Linked DNA regions of Homo sapiens: regions 2 and 3 are each linked to region 1. The links are chromatin loops, found by intact Hi-C in ENCODE. Cell type or tissue: endothelial cell of umbilical vein. All regions are shown on one strand.

Region 1 (4,000 bases):
ATTAGCCCAGAGAAACACTTACTCTTTTCACCTTTAAGGATTTAAAAATAGTGGGGCTTATTCCAAAGCAAGTATAGTGGAAAATACTACTTAACAGTAGACTGAGATGCTGTAAGAATTAACATTCTGGGTGTAAAGGGCGATACAAATCACACAGTAGACTCTGCATTATATTGAACTGAGTGAATAGATGGAGGAAGGATGGAAGAACAGAAAAAAGGAAGAAAGGAAAGACGGAATGAATTAGAAGAAATTAGCCAAAAAGCTAGGACTTAGGCTCTATGTACGCTATGATCATAGCTTGAATGACCCTAGACAAGTCCCTCAGTTTCTCATCTGGGAAACAGAAAAAATGTCTTCCTTATTGGTTTTCTGTGAGAAAGAAATCAAATTACGTAGAGAGATATGTGGTTGATAGCACCTGACAGTCATAAGACCTGCAGATCAGTATCAATTCAATACAATTCATCAAATATTTACTAAGCCCTTACTATTTGCCTGGCATTGTATCCTGGGTGCTAGAATTACGTAGAGACGAATAAGACAGCCAGGCTTGTAGCCTGGATAAGGCAACCGGGATGGAGGCAATCCCAGTTCTTGATCTTAGGACTTTTATTTTTCATTTATTCATAATAGACTCCCGAAATCCCCTTCTGGTTGAGCTGCCCCAGTCCTTGCCCACTGAAAACCCACAAGGCTATTAGGGGGAGACAAAACTGTAAACCGAAAATTCCAAAGCAGCATGCGAACCGCAACAATGGTGGCCCCTAGATGTAGGAAGGAAATGAGGAGGGACTGAGGAACTGGAGCAGGGGAGTTCCGCGGCGGCTGGGTGGGTGAAGGCACCTGAAAGGGACGATGCGTGGGCTGAATTACAGAAAATAAACAGGAATTCCTATATAAAGAAAAAGCAGAGAAAAGGCATTTCAGATCACAGGAAGCATCACATGCAAAGCCAAAGAAACAGGAAATTGCTAGTTCCAGCTTCTGCCATTAACTGGCTCTTTTTAACCTTTCTGGAATTTCCTCAGGTCCCTCTGGGATTTCAGTCTTCACATCTCAGAAAATGAAGGTCGGGGGTGGAAAGAAGGAATCTATATTTCGGGAAGGTGCTTTCTAACTGGATACCTCCGTGCTAGAGCAAAAAAAAAGGGGTAGTTTTAAAAACGTCAAGTGTTATTTTAGGGCAGGAGCCAGAAGCCCCATGTTTTGTAACTATCAAGATGACAGGCAGAGCCTGCAGCCATTCAGAGGCTTTCTCCACTTGATCTTAGCCAAAAGACCAAGAAGCGATCAGAAATTTTCTCAACGATTAATTTACCCACTTCACCAGTACTTAGGGCATGGACTGAGCCAGGGCCTATGCTATCAAAAAGAGCACAGTCTAGCAGAGGGAGACAGACAGTAAATAAGTATATAAATAACTGGAAACCATATTGGTCTGCACGCTGCGAGTGCGTGGGGACAGGAAAACAGAAGCTCCCAGGACGTGCAGGTCACGTCCAGGTTACATGCAGGGTGAGTGACGGTTTATCTCCTAGCCAAATTAACTTCCTGTTTCCTCGTCCAGCCTCACCTTCTCCAAGAAGCCAGAAACATTTTCAGCCGCCAATTTTTCCTTGGCAGGACGACAGGGTGCCCTCTCTTCACCTGCAACCTTTCCCAGGCCTTGCCTGGGGCTCCACGCACTCACTGCAAATGCGGGTCCCAGAGCTGACCACAAGGTGCCTGCTCCCGCGACAGCTTCGCGCAGACCTGAGCGCCCAGTGCATGCAGACCTCCCGGCGTCGTGGGAGAGGGTGGCGGGAAGGCGGGCTGTGCAGCACCTCCGGGTTGGGCCGCTGGCGGCTGGGCGGGACTCAGCCTACGGTATAAGAGGGGAGCGCCACTCTCCTGGCCGCAGTACTGAAGGTGGCGCCTCGGCAGCGGGCTAGAGGCCACTGGCACTGAGCTTGCAACCAGATCCAGAGACACTGAAGAAGAGAGAAAGGTCTGAAGCGGGGCTGATTTGTTGTGGGTGCAGGGGAGAGGAAGGCTGGAACTGGTCTGGGGTCTTAAACACGTGGGGGACGTTTACAGGGTCTGGGGGAGGGATCCAGCCGCGTCGAGGGGCTGCAGCAGCTCCAGGCGCCCAAACTCAGCAGCTTCTCTCCCCCGCAGGCGCACCTCTTCCCGCCACTCCTAGCCCCAGCCTCCAAGGATGCGGCTCCTCGAGAAACTCTGTTCCTCGGCCGCAGGCAGCTCCGCGCCGAAGCCCGCCTTCGCCAAAGTGCTCACGCCGAATCGCATCCCCGAATTCTGCATCCCGCCGCGGCTGCCGGCCCCTTGCACGCTCGAGTCTCCAATCCGGGCCGCCGCCGTGCCCCGGCGCTGCGCCGCTGAAAGCGACCTGTGGCCCCGCGCGGCAGACGAGGACGCCGGCCGCACGGACTGGGACCCGCGCTCGCAGGCAGCGCTGTCACTGCCGCACCTGCCCCGTGTGCGCACCACCTACGGCTTCTGCGCGCTGCTCGAGAGCCCGCACACGCGCCGCAAGGAGTCGCTCCTGCTCGGGGGCCCGCCCGCGCCCCGGCCCCGGGCCCACAGCTGCGGCGGCGGCGGAGGCCCGGACGCCCCCCTGGGGACCCTGTGCGGCCCGCGAGGTCCGGGCCCGGCCACCCCCGCGGCCCCCGGCGGTCCCCGCCTGCCCCAGGACGCGCTCGCTGCGGGGCCCCGCCGCTGCCGCCTCCTGCGCGTCCCCGACGGGCTGCTGAGTCGCGCGCTGCGGGCTGGAAGGAGTCGCCGCCTGGCCCGCGTCCGCTCCGTCTCCAGCGGGAACGAGGACGAGGAGCGCCGCGCGGGATCCGAGTCCCCGGCCCGGGCCCCCTCCTCGAGCCCGCTGTCATCCAGGGCCCCGCTTCCTGAGCGCCTGGAGGCCAAGGGCACCGTGGCTCTGGGCCGCGCCGGCGACGCCCTGCGCCTGGCTGCTGAGTACTGTCCGGGAACCCGGCGTCTCCGCCTCCGGCTGCTCCGCGCGGAGAGCCTGTTCGGAGGCGCCCCCGGGCCCCGCGCCGTCCGCTGCCGCCTCAGCCTCGTCCTGCGGCCGCCGGGCACTGCGCGTTGGCAATGCAGCGCTGTGGTGGGGCGCAGCCGCAAGGCCTCCTTTGACCAGGACTTTTGCTTCGACGGCCTCTCGGAAGACGAGGTGCGCCGCCTGGCCGTTCGCGTCAAGGCCCGGGATGAGGGTCGCGGCCGGGATCGGGGCCGCCTGCTGGGCCAGGGTGAGCTGTCCCTGGGCGCCCTCCTGCTGCTCTGAGGGCCCAGCCCTCCCCGGGGCGCTCTGCCCTGGAGACTCCGGACACTGACAGCCGCGTGGTACAGAATAAACGTTATTTATTTTTTTATTTATGATACTGCTTTATTGACGTTTTACTTCCTCACCATCCACATTTGTCATCGTCTATTGGTAAAGAAGAAAAAGATAATGACTCCCTGTTCTGTTCACAGGACCCCCATATCTCTTTCCAGACCATTTTTGCATTCCAAGGAAAAATGGGTTGGCTTGGGACTGGGAGAGAAAGGAAGTACACCCATCTGCATTGTTTTTAATTCCTTCCGGTTTTCTATCAATGTTACAGTTTTTTTTTAATAAAGCAAGTTATTCATTCAGAGTCATGCCCAACGTTACGATTCATATACACAGCTTTACATATTGATGCGGCATAGGTAATATCCTAATTTGTGTTTGCGCACGCGCACACATCAGAGTGAGACACTTGTATTATAAGGATGTATATACCCTGGTGGGAAGAAAATTTTTTTGTAGAAAGTTTTCTTTTGGAAGTGAGTTTTTCAAAAATTGGTGAGGAAAACAGGGAAGTGGAGGACCTTCCAATAGATGGGTTATCTAGGGAATAGCTATTCCTGGGGTCTCTCTCTTCCTTACCTAGGAAATCTTAGAAATCTTTCTTGCCTCTGTAAACAAGATGATACTTTTTGTGGCATTTTCTCACCTAGCTAT
Region 2 (4,000 bases), 94 kb after region 1:
AAAGATGTAACATATGAGTGATTGAGAGGAAAAGAAAGAGAGAATGAAGCAAATGAAGTAAAAATGGATGAAAGTTTTTCCAAATGAATGACAGACACCAAAGAACAGATAAATTAAATAAATTACAATGTGTTAAGGGAAGGGAGGGAGGAATTGGGAATACCCTATTATAATATAGCTACCTGCCCATGAAGCAGTATATAGTGCAGGGGTACCCAATCTTTTGACATGGGCCACATTAGAAGAAGAATGTCTTGGGCCCCACAAAAAATATACTAACAATAGCTGATGAGCTAAAAAAAAAAAGCAAAAAAAAAATCGTATAATGTTTTAAGAAAGTTTACAAATTTGTGTTGGGCCGTATTCAAAGCCATCCTGGGCCGCATGCCGTCCACGGACTGCAGATTGGACAAGCTTGGTATAGTGTTAGTTGAAAGGGATTTAGATTACTTGCAAATGCATAATGCAAACACTAGGGCAAACACTAAAGAAATTTTAAAAAGAACTATGATTGATATGCTAAGAAAGAGGATAAAGTAAAATCCTATGAAATGTTCAATTAAAACCAGAGAAATCAGAAAAAGAGGAGAAGGGAAAAAAGAAACAAATAATGAGTGCAAGGAAAACAGTTACAGATAAAGGGATAAAATAATTGGGGTTTAGACATTTGATAGTCATCCAGTCAGCAATATAAAGAATGAACTATTGATATAGGCAACAACATGGATATATCTCAATAATGCTGAGTGAAAGGAGCCAGATTCCCCCAAAAAGAATATATACTTAATTTTTCCATGTATATAAAATTCTACAGATTGAACTAATCTACAGTAATAGAAGGCAGAATCAGTAGGGCTATGGAGAATTCTTAGCTAAGAATTTTATTATGGGCTTATAATGTCTATGACATTAATTTGATGGGATTTTGCTACGTGAATGTACAGAATAGTAAAACTTGGGTTTCAAAACACCATGGGCTGTCGTGCATCTGTTTTTTCTGTGAACTCAAAAGCCTGGAGGCAGAACAGTTTCTTAAATGCCATGGTTAAACTAAGTGCTGGGGATGGATATGGGGAGAATGTGAATTGTTGAGGTGTGTATAAAAGAAAATCAGATTCAAAGAAATTATCATCTGGGAATATTTGAGCCATACTGAAGCTAGCATTTTAGGTTAGAATACATTATCTTTGTAAAACCAGCTGACAATGCAGTGTTAAAATTTTTACTCAACTGATGCTATTTAAACCGGCATATTCTGTTTATTGTGTAGGGCTTTTCTTTGAATATGTTCAAAGAAAAGATATTTAAACCACAAAGAAGCAAGATCATGCCATATCATTTATGGAGAAGATGTGAGTACTAAAGCTTGATGAGAAGAAACATGAGAACTATTAAAAGCAGTTTTCTGTAACCAACATGCTATTGCCACACACTCCCAACTTCATTATTAAAGGAAAAAGTTTTCCCCTCTTTATTTAAATCTAAAATATTTTTGCCACCTTGTGCTCTCAGATAGGTGTATTAAGTTACTTTGCAATGTGAATCTTCACTACAATCTAATATTAGCAAAGGTCTTCAAGAAAATAGGGTCCTGGCATTAGATTGACCTTTAGTTGAAATGGTCTAATATCTAATAATAGGGGTAGAGCCAATTGACAAAACACTTGAGGGATCCACTAGAGGGCAGTAAAGTGTAAATGAAATTTAAATTTGCCCCAGAAAGGCTAATGTTATCCCAAACATTTGTATTGCAAGTAAGATTTCTTGAATGCAAAAACATTAGATTAGATTAGTGATGTACAGTGTTTCTCTTTTCCTGGAATTAGTAGTCAAAGAGCCATTAGATTGAAGAGCAAAATGAAAATCAAATTGGTTCTAGTCTCAGCTCTTTTTACTGACTGTGTGATTTGGGGCAATCTAAAATTTGCTTCTCTGGTCCACTTCTATGATATAGATTTGCACAAAATGATTATTTTTAAATATTTACTTATTTATTTGTTTATTTATTTATTGAGACAGTTTCGCTTTGTTGTCCAGGCTGGGGTGCAGTGGCGCGATCTTGGCTCACTGCAACCTCCACCTCCTGGGTTCAAGTGATTCTCCTGCTTCAGCCTCCCGAGTAGCTGGGATTACAGGTGTGCACCACCACACCCGGCTAATTTTTTTGCATTTTTAGTAGAGACAGGGTTTCACTATGTTGGTCAGGCTGGTCTCAAACTCTTGACCTTGTGATCGGCCTGCCTCGGCCTCCCAAAGTGCTGGGATTACAGGCATGAGCCACCGCACCCGGCACAAAATGATTATTAAAGTTCTTTTCAACTCTAAAATTTTATGATTTTATCATTTATGATTCTATCTCAGCCCCTTTAAAACCTTTTTGATTAGACTCAGGTTATTTGATCAACCATAACTTGCCATTAATGGTGATTCTGTTTGGAAATCACCACCACTATTTCATAAAAAATTTAGATCCCTCAAATGCACTGATTTACTTTCACGAAAAAAAATCTACTTAATAAAATGACATGTATATAATCTAGTGACAACAGTTATTGCAACATCTTCTGGAATAAAAACTTGGGCTATTGAAACTATCAATGCCATTTTTTATTTTAAAAACAGAAAAATTAAAACCCACAATTATACGTAGCCAAGTTGTTTTCACTCTCCATTTATTTTCCTTTTAAAGTGCTACATTTGTGAACTCATTAGCAGTTACCCTATCAAAATTTCAAAATCATGAAGAAGGTTATACATAAAAAATGAATGTTGGCTTGAGGGCCAAGGAAATATTGACTGATTAGATAGAAGAGCACATGATAGATCTGAACTACTCTATGTCATCATTCATTTGGTCAACAACTGCAAGCTCCTGGATGTGGCTGATTTTGATAAAGTCATAGAATTCACAGTATTCTTCACATTTGTTCAATGGTCATCATAAATACACATCACAATAACCCTAATTTGTGACTGAAACAGAAACTCTTTTCTTTTTTCTTCGAATTTTGTATAATATTTATTTTATCAAACTCTTTTCTAAATAGCATTTTTAATGAACATGAATGTATAAAACTGTGAACAATTTTAATAAAAGCAGAAACTGGTCGGGCATGGTGGCTCACGCCTATAATCCTAGCACTTTGAGAAGCCAAAGCGGGATGACAGCTTGTGTCAGGAGGTAGAGGCTGCAGTGAGCTATGATCACACCACTGCACTCCAGCCTGGGTGACAGAGTGACGCCTTGTTTCTAAAAGATAAAATGAAATAAAATAAAGCAGAAACCATTTCTGAATCCAGATTGATAATGGAGTCATATTTAACACCATCCTGTATATTTAAATATTTTCAATTTTTTAAACCCTCATTTAGGATGCATTTTCCTATTTGCATAAAAAAAAGAAAAAAATGCCCTGCTGGCAGTGAATTCAAGGGATGAGGGAAAATCGTCCTCTAAAACAGGATTGTTAAATCTGGAATTATTATCAGAAGCCAGAGGTAAAACCATGCTATCTGTACACTCTCCACTGCCTGTTCCAGCAGATAAACTCACCTGGTTACAACAAGGCTGGCACCCATTTCTATGATTCTGAGGCCGGTTAGCTTCCTCCTCAGAGCTTTAGACCCATCAGCTCATCTCAATGCCTGAAGTTATTAGCATGAGATAATAAATTATTCATTTCAAGCAATTTGTTTTTTCACCAAAAGCAGGATGAGGAATACAAGTAGACACGAACTTCAGTGTCAACAGTTTCAGAGAGAAGTTGCACAATACTCGCAACTTTAATAGCGAGCCCTTTAGACACTGTGGTATTACCTACATAAGAGTAATGAGTGAAATGCTGATTGTCTAGGTTCAAATTCTGGCTCTGCTCTTTATTCTGTGCCTCAATATCCTCATCTGTAAAATGGGCATAGCAGTGCCTCCTTTTGGGGGTTAAAACATAAATTAACGCTTGTAAAACTATTTATTATTATTATTATTATTTGCAGACAGGGT
Region 3 (4,000 bases), 140 kb before region 1:
GGATGATCTCAATCTCCTGACCTCGTGATCCCAAAGTGCTGGGATTGCAGGCATGAGCCACCGTGCCCGGCAACATTTTACTGGTTTAATAGTGTAGGCCTAATCTTGTTTTCAGCAAGACAACTGATAAATTTCTCATGATAACTTCAGATAAAGTTTTATCTGCTAGAAGTACCCCAACTAAACAGTTGTGGTGTGGGTCAGTCTAATTTTGGAGAAAGGTTTCCAGTGACAACTATAGGACCCAGTGACATTATAGAAACAATTACCAATGCTCTCTTACTAGATGGTAGTAAGCTCCTTTGCAACAGACACTGTCTTTGAATCCCCAGAGCCTAAGAAATGATTAATACATAAAAGCTGTTCAATAAATCTTTATTGAATGAATGGAAGGGTGAACAAATAGATAAATCAGTGGTTGGGAAGAATATCTCCAGAAGCTAAAGTGATGGGTTACCACCAATTGAATTAAGTAGGACTGAATGAAGTGTGACATTTATGTTATAAAAAACAATGTACGTACAAACATAGAGAATGTGGGAATCCTGGCTTAGCAACTATGTAAAAAGATTTTTTTTTTTTACTCAAGATGTTGGTGCTCAAAAAGCTCAACACCTTGATAAAATTATAGAGTTCATTAAATATTTTCTCTGTGTATATAATATCGGGGTAGTCCCACTGCCCATTGCTCTGAAGTGCTGTATCCAATTCCAAGTCACACACTTTTTAAGTGGGACACTGAGGCAGAGGAAGTGCTTTTAGGAGGGTAACCAGGAGGTTGAAGAGTCTGAAAACCACATCCAGGTACTATTATAGGTGATAGAAAATGCTGGGGTAGCTTTCCTTGGAGATGATTTTGAGATGAGATGACATAACAACTCTTCAAATTCCTGAAAGATTGTCATGAAGGAAAAAGATTAGTCACTCTGTGGAGCTTCAAATAGCAGAACTAAGACCAATTCATGTAAGGCATAGAGGCTGACTTCAGCCCAATATAAGAAATTCCTACAGAGTTGAACACAGAGGGAATGAGTCACTTCACATTGATGAGCTCCAAACATGCTGGGGCCCGCGGCATTGTCAGCCACTGCCTGTGTGACCATCTTTCAGGAGTGTTGGAAGGGAATGCCCTGCTTGAATTAGATCAAATACACCTGAAGGAACTGTACAGCTGAAAGAATCCACACTTGAGCCTTCCAGGCTAGTGTCATCAAAGAACATTACTGTTTTCTAGTAACTAGATTTCTCTAATAATGGAGGAACATTTTCATGTACTGACAGGTGTGATTTTTGTGTAATTCACCATGTGGCTCTAAAGAGTGTTTATCAAATTCAGATCACACATACTAATCCTTAAAATACTGCTGAATATACTGCTGTTAGAGCTTCACAATCAATGAGAACATCTTAGAGGGTCTGAGGAGGAAGTTGTTTTAACTTTAACTCAAAATTGCTTAAACATAGTTGTCAACAGAACTAATTTTTTTAATGCTACTATCTCTGCTTCCAAGTTTCCTTGGTAATACTGGCTGCTTTCCTCCTTTTTGCGTCTCCTGCCTCTGGGGTCATCATTTAATGCTGTTTCTAGTGTTTGAGACCGCAGTCTCAAACACAATTTTCTAAAGCAACCACAAGGTGGCTCTGCTAGTCTTACAAAATAAAGCTGCCGGCCTTTCCTGTAACCTCCGTCTCCTAAGGGCCTTGTGCAGGACTGCTCCGCAAGGCCTGGGAGCACTAGGTTACCAGTGTACATGAGTTAAGCTAGAACGACTGCGCCTGACCCAGATGAGTGACGTCTTCCAAAGAGCGTTATAAGTACTGGTGTTTTCTGGTTGTCTCTTCCAAGTTCCCATTTTGAGGATAAATTTCCTTAGAATTCATGAGTGGAACTCTTTTCTTCCAGGTCAGTGAAGAGCAGAAGGCCCTGAAATCTGGCAAGACCCGTTTCCTGCGAAGCCACTAGATCGTTTCAACTAAGTATATTTCATTTCCTTCCTGGTCTGTCAGCAGAGAGAGAGGTGAAGCAGGAAGCTGAGCTGTTGGCACCTCCAGCTTAGCCCTCTGTGCTAATGAGTTAATTCTAATTAGCAGCAGCAGGAACAGTTTAATGGTGTTCCGATCCTGACTGCACCATCATCAAAAAAAAATTGATTTTTGCAGGTGTATGCATTTTAATGAATGGGAAAAACAAGCATTGTCCTCAAAGCTAAGAAAGGGATATTTCTCACTGAGTCGAAAGAGCTTACACCAGCTGTGCTGCGGGCGGGCAAGAAAGGTTAATGGTTTCCAAGGGCTCTCAGTGTCCTTTGGTTCCCGATTCTAAGATCTATGTGTACATAGACGGTACCTTCAGATATCTTCAGAAAAATCTCTCTGCTTCTTTGTATCAGCTCCTTCTGTGTTGCCCACTGTGTTCTTCCTGGGTAAGTCCTCCCCGAACTTCAGAATTTCATCCATTCATTCATTCACTCATTCATTCACTCATTCAGTAGAAATATTTACACCTACTTTGTGTACAGTACATATGCTACATGCTATAGTTATTGATTGATTGATTGAGACGAAGTCTCGCCCTGTCACCCAGGCTGTAGTACAGTGGCACGATCTCGGCTTACTGCAACCTCCGCCTCCCAGGTTCAAGCAATTCTCCTGCCTCAGCCTCCTGAGTAGCTGAGATTACAGGCACGTGCCACCACACCCAGCTAATTTTTGTATTTTTAGTAGAGATGGGGTTTCACCATGTTGGCCAGGCTGATCTCTAAATACTGACCTCAGGTGATCCACCCACCTTGGCCTCCCAAAGTGCTGGGATTACAGGCGCGAGCCACTGCCCCCGGCCCTATCGGCGATCTAAAGATGAATTCCCGTCTCATGGAGGTTGGTAAGGGGGGCAAATACACAAATACATGAAAAGTAACAAGTTATGAGCCAAAGGTTGGACAGGACAAGGAATGTGTGCTGAATATGGAAATTTCACCTTGTGGATTCTCAACTAGAACGCTGCATTATGAGGTCGGAGAGAACTCTGTAGAATTCTCTCCCAGAGGGTTATCTATGTTCAGTCACCATTTATTCTTTTTAAATTGTCTGAAGTTCTCAAAGAGGTGGGAGGGAAAGGAGGATCAGTGGTCACATCATTGCTTATCCCTGGGGTTCCAGGAAGGATGTTACCGACAAGAAGGTAATAATACCTGGAAGAGGACTTAGAAAATGTGACAGAAGTAGAGGCTAGCATACTGGCTGACCAAAGATATTTTCTTGATATTTCTGCCCAGCAGGATATATTGGCTCTGGAGTTATTTTTTGTCTGTCTTCAAATGAGATTTTAAAAAGTTATTCATAAAAATTGTCAACATACAAGAATAGTATAATAAACATGCATATTTCCAACAGGAAGATTCAACAGTTGCTAATATTTTGCCACATTTGCTTTGTCTACCTGTGTGTTCCCAAAATATCTCTTAAAGATGTTTTCCCTCTGAAACTAGCATCCAATTAAAACTCATGCATTGGTTCATTGGTTGCCACATCTCTTTAGTCTCTTTTAATATAGGAGAGTTTTTTGTTTTTTTGTTTTTTGTTTTTTTAAGACAGTCTTGCTCTGTCATCCAGGCTGGAGTGCAGTGGTGTGATCTCAGCTGACTGCAACCTCCGCCTCCCGGGTTCAAGCGATTCTCCTGCCTCAGCCTCCCAAGTAGCTGGGATTACAGGCATCTGCCACCACGCCCAGCTAATTTTTGTGTTTTTAGTAGACACAGGGTTTCAGCATCTTGGCCCAGCTGGTCTTGAACTCCTGACTTCGTGATCCACCCGTCTTGGCCTCCCAAAATTCTGGTATTACAGGCGTGAGCCGCCGCACCTGGCCAACAGTTCTTTGTAAAAAAAAAAAGACTCTTTGAAGAGACCATGCTTCAATTGTCTTACACATTATGGAATGTCCCTTATTCTGGATTTGTCTGTTGGTTTCCTCTGATGTCTTAAAACTTGCCCTACTATCCTT

The links. Peaks named below come from ENCODE experiments on the same cell type or tissue, not always from the same donor. Only the 100,000 strongest peaks of a DNase experiment are listed, where the experiment ranks them.
Region 2: it touches region 1 in a loop (4-fold over the local background); 4 of 110 quality-filtered maps call a loop at or near these places.
Region 3: a loop joins it to region 1, with 2.7 times the contacts of the local background. A loop is called at or near these places in 2 of 110 quality-filtered maps.

Annotation. Positions count from the first base shown.
Region 1 is chr15:62,163,185-62,167,184 of GRCh38, reverse strand. It overlaps C2CD4B (C2 calcium dependent domain containing 4B), which reads left to right and starts at 1,900. Exons shown (of 2, transcript NM_001007595.3): 1 at 1,900-1,990; 2 at 2,161-3,650. The coding sequence starts at 2,201. The coding sequence ends at 3,295. LOC124903502 (a long non-coding RNA gene) reads right to left here and starts at 1,772. Exons shown (of 2, transcript XR_007064669.1): 1 at 1,013-1,772; 2 at 591-895. RefSeq lists enhancers at 1,250-1,849, 1,850-2,449. In endothelial cell of umbilical vein, no CTCF peak of the experiment used is centred here; DNase peaks (open chromatin) are centred at 1,054, 1,894, 3,014 and 3,584; H3K4me3 peaks cover 2,468 bases; H3K27ac peaks cover 3,345 bases.
Region 2 is chr15:62,069,573-62,073,572 of GRCh38, reverse strand. It overlaps C2CD4A (C2 calcium dependent domain containing 4A), which reads right to left. Exons shown (of 2, transcript NM_207322.3): 2 at 2,656-4,000. Among named protein-coding and RNA genes, the nearest start is that of C2CD4A, 4.6 kb to the right of the region's middle. In endothelial cell of umbilical vein, a CTCF peak has its summit at 1,643 (motif pointing right); a DNase peak (open chromatin) is centred at 1,702.
Region 3 is chr15:62,304,733-62,308,732 of GRCh38, reverse strand. It overlaps MIR8067 (microRNA 8067), which reads left to right and starts at 3,999; the gene lies at 3,999-4,000. In endothelial cell of umbilical vein, a CTCF peak has its summit at 1,645 (motif pointing right); a DNase peak (open chromatin) is centred at 1,672; H3K27me3 peaks cover 181 bases.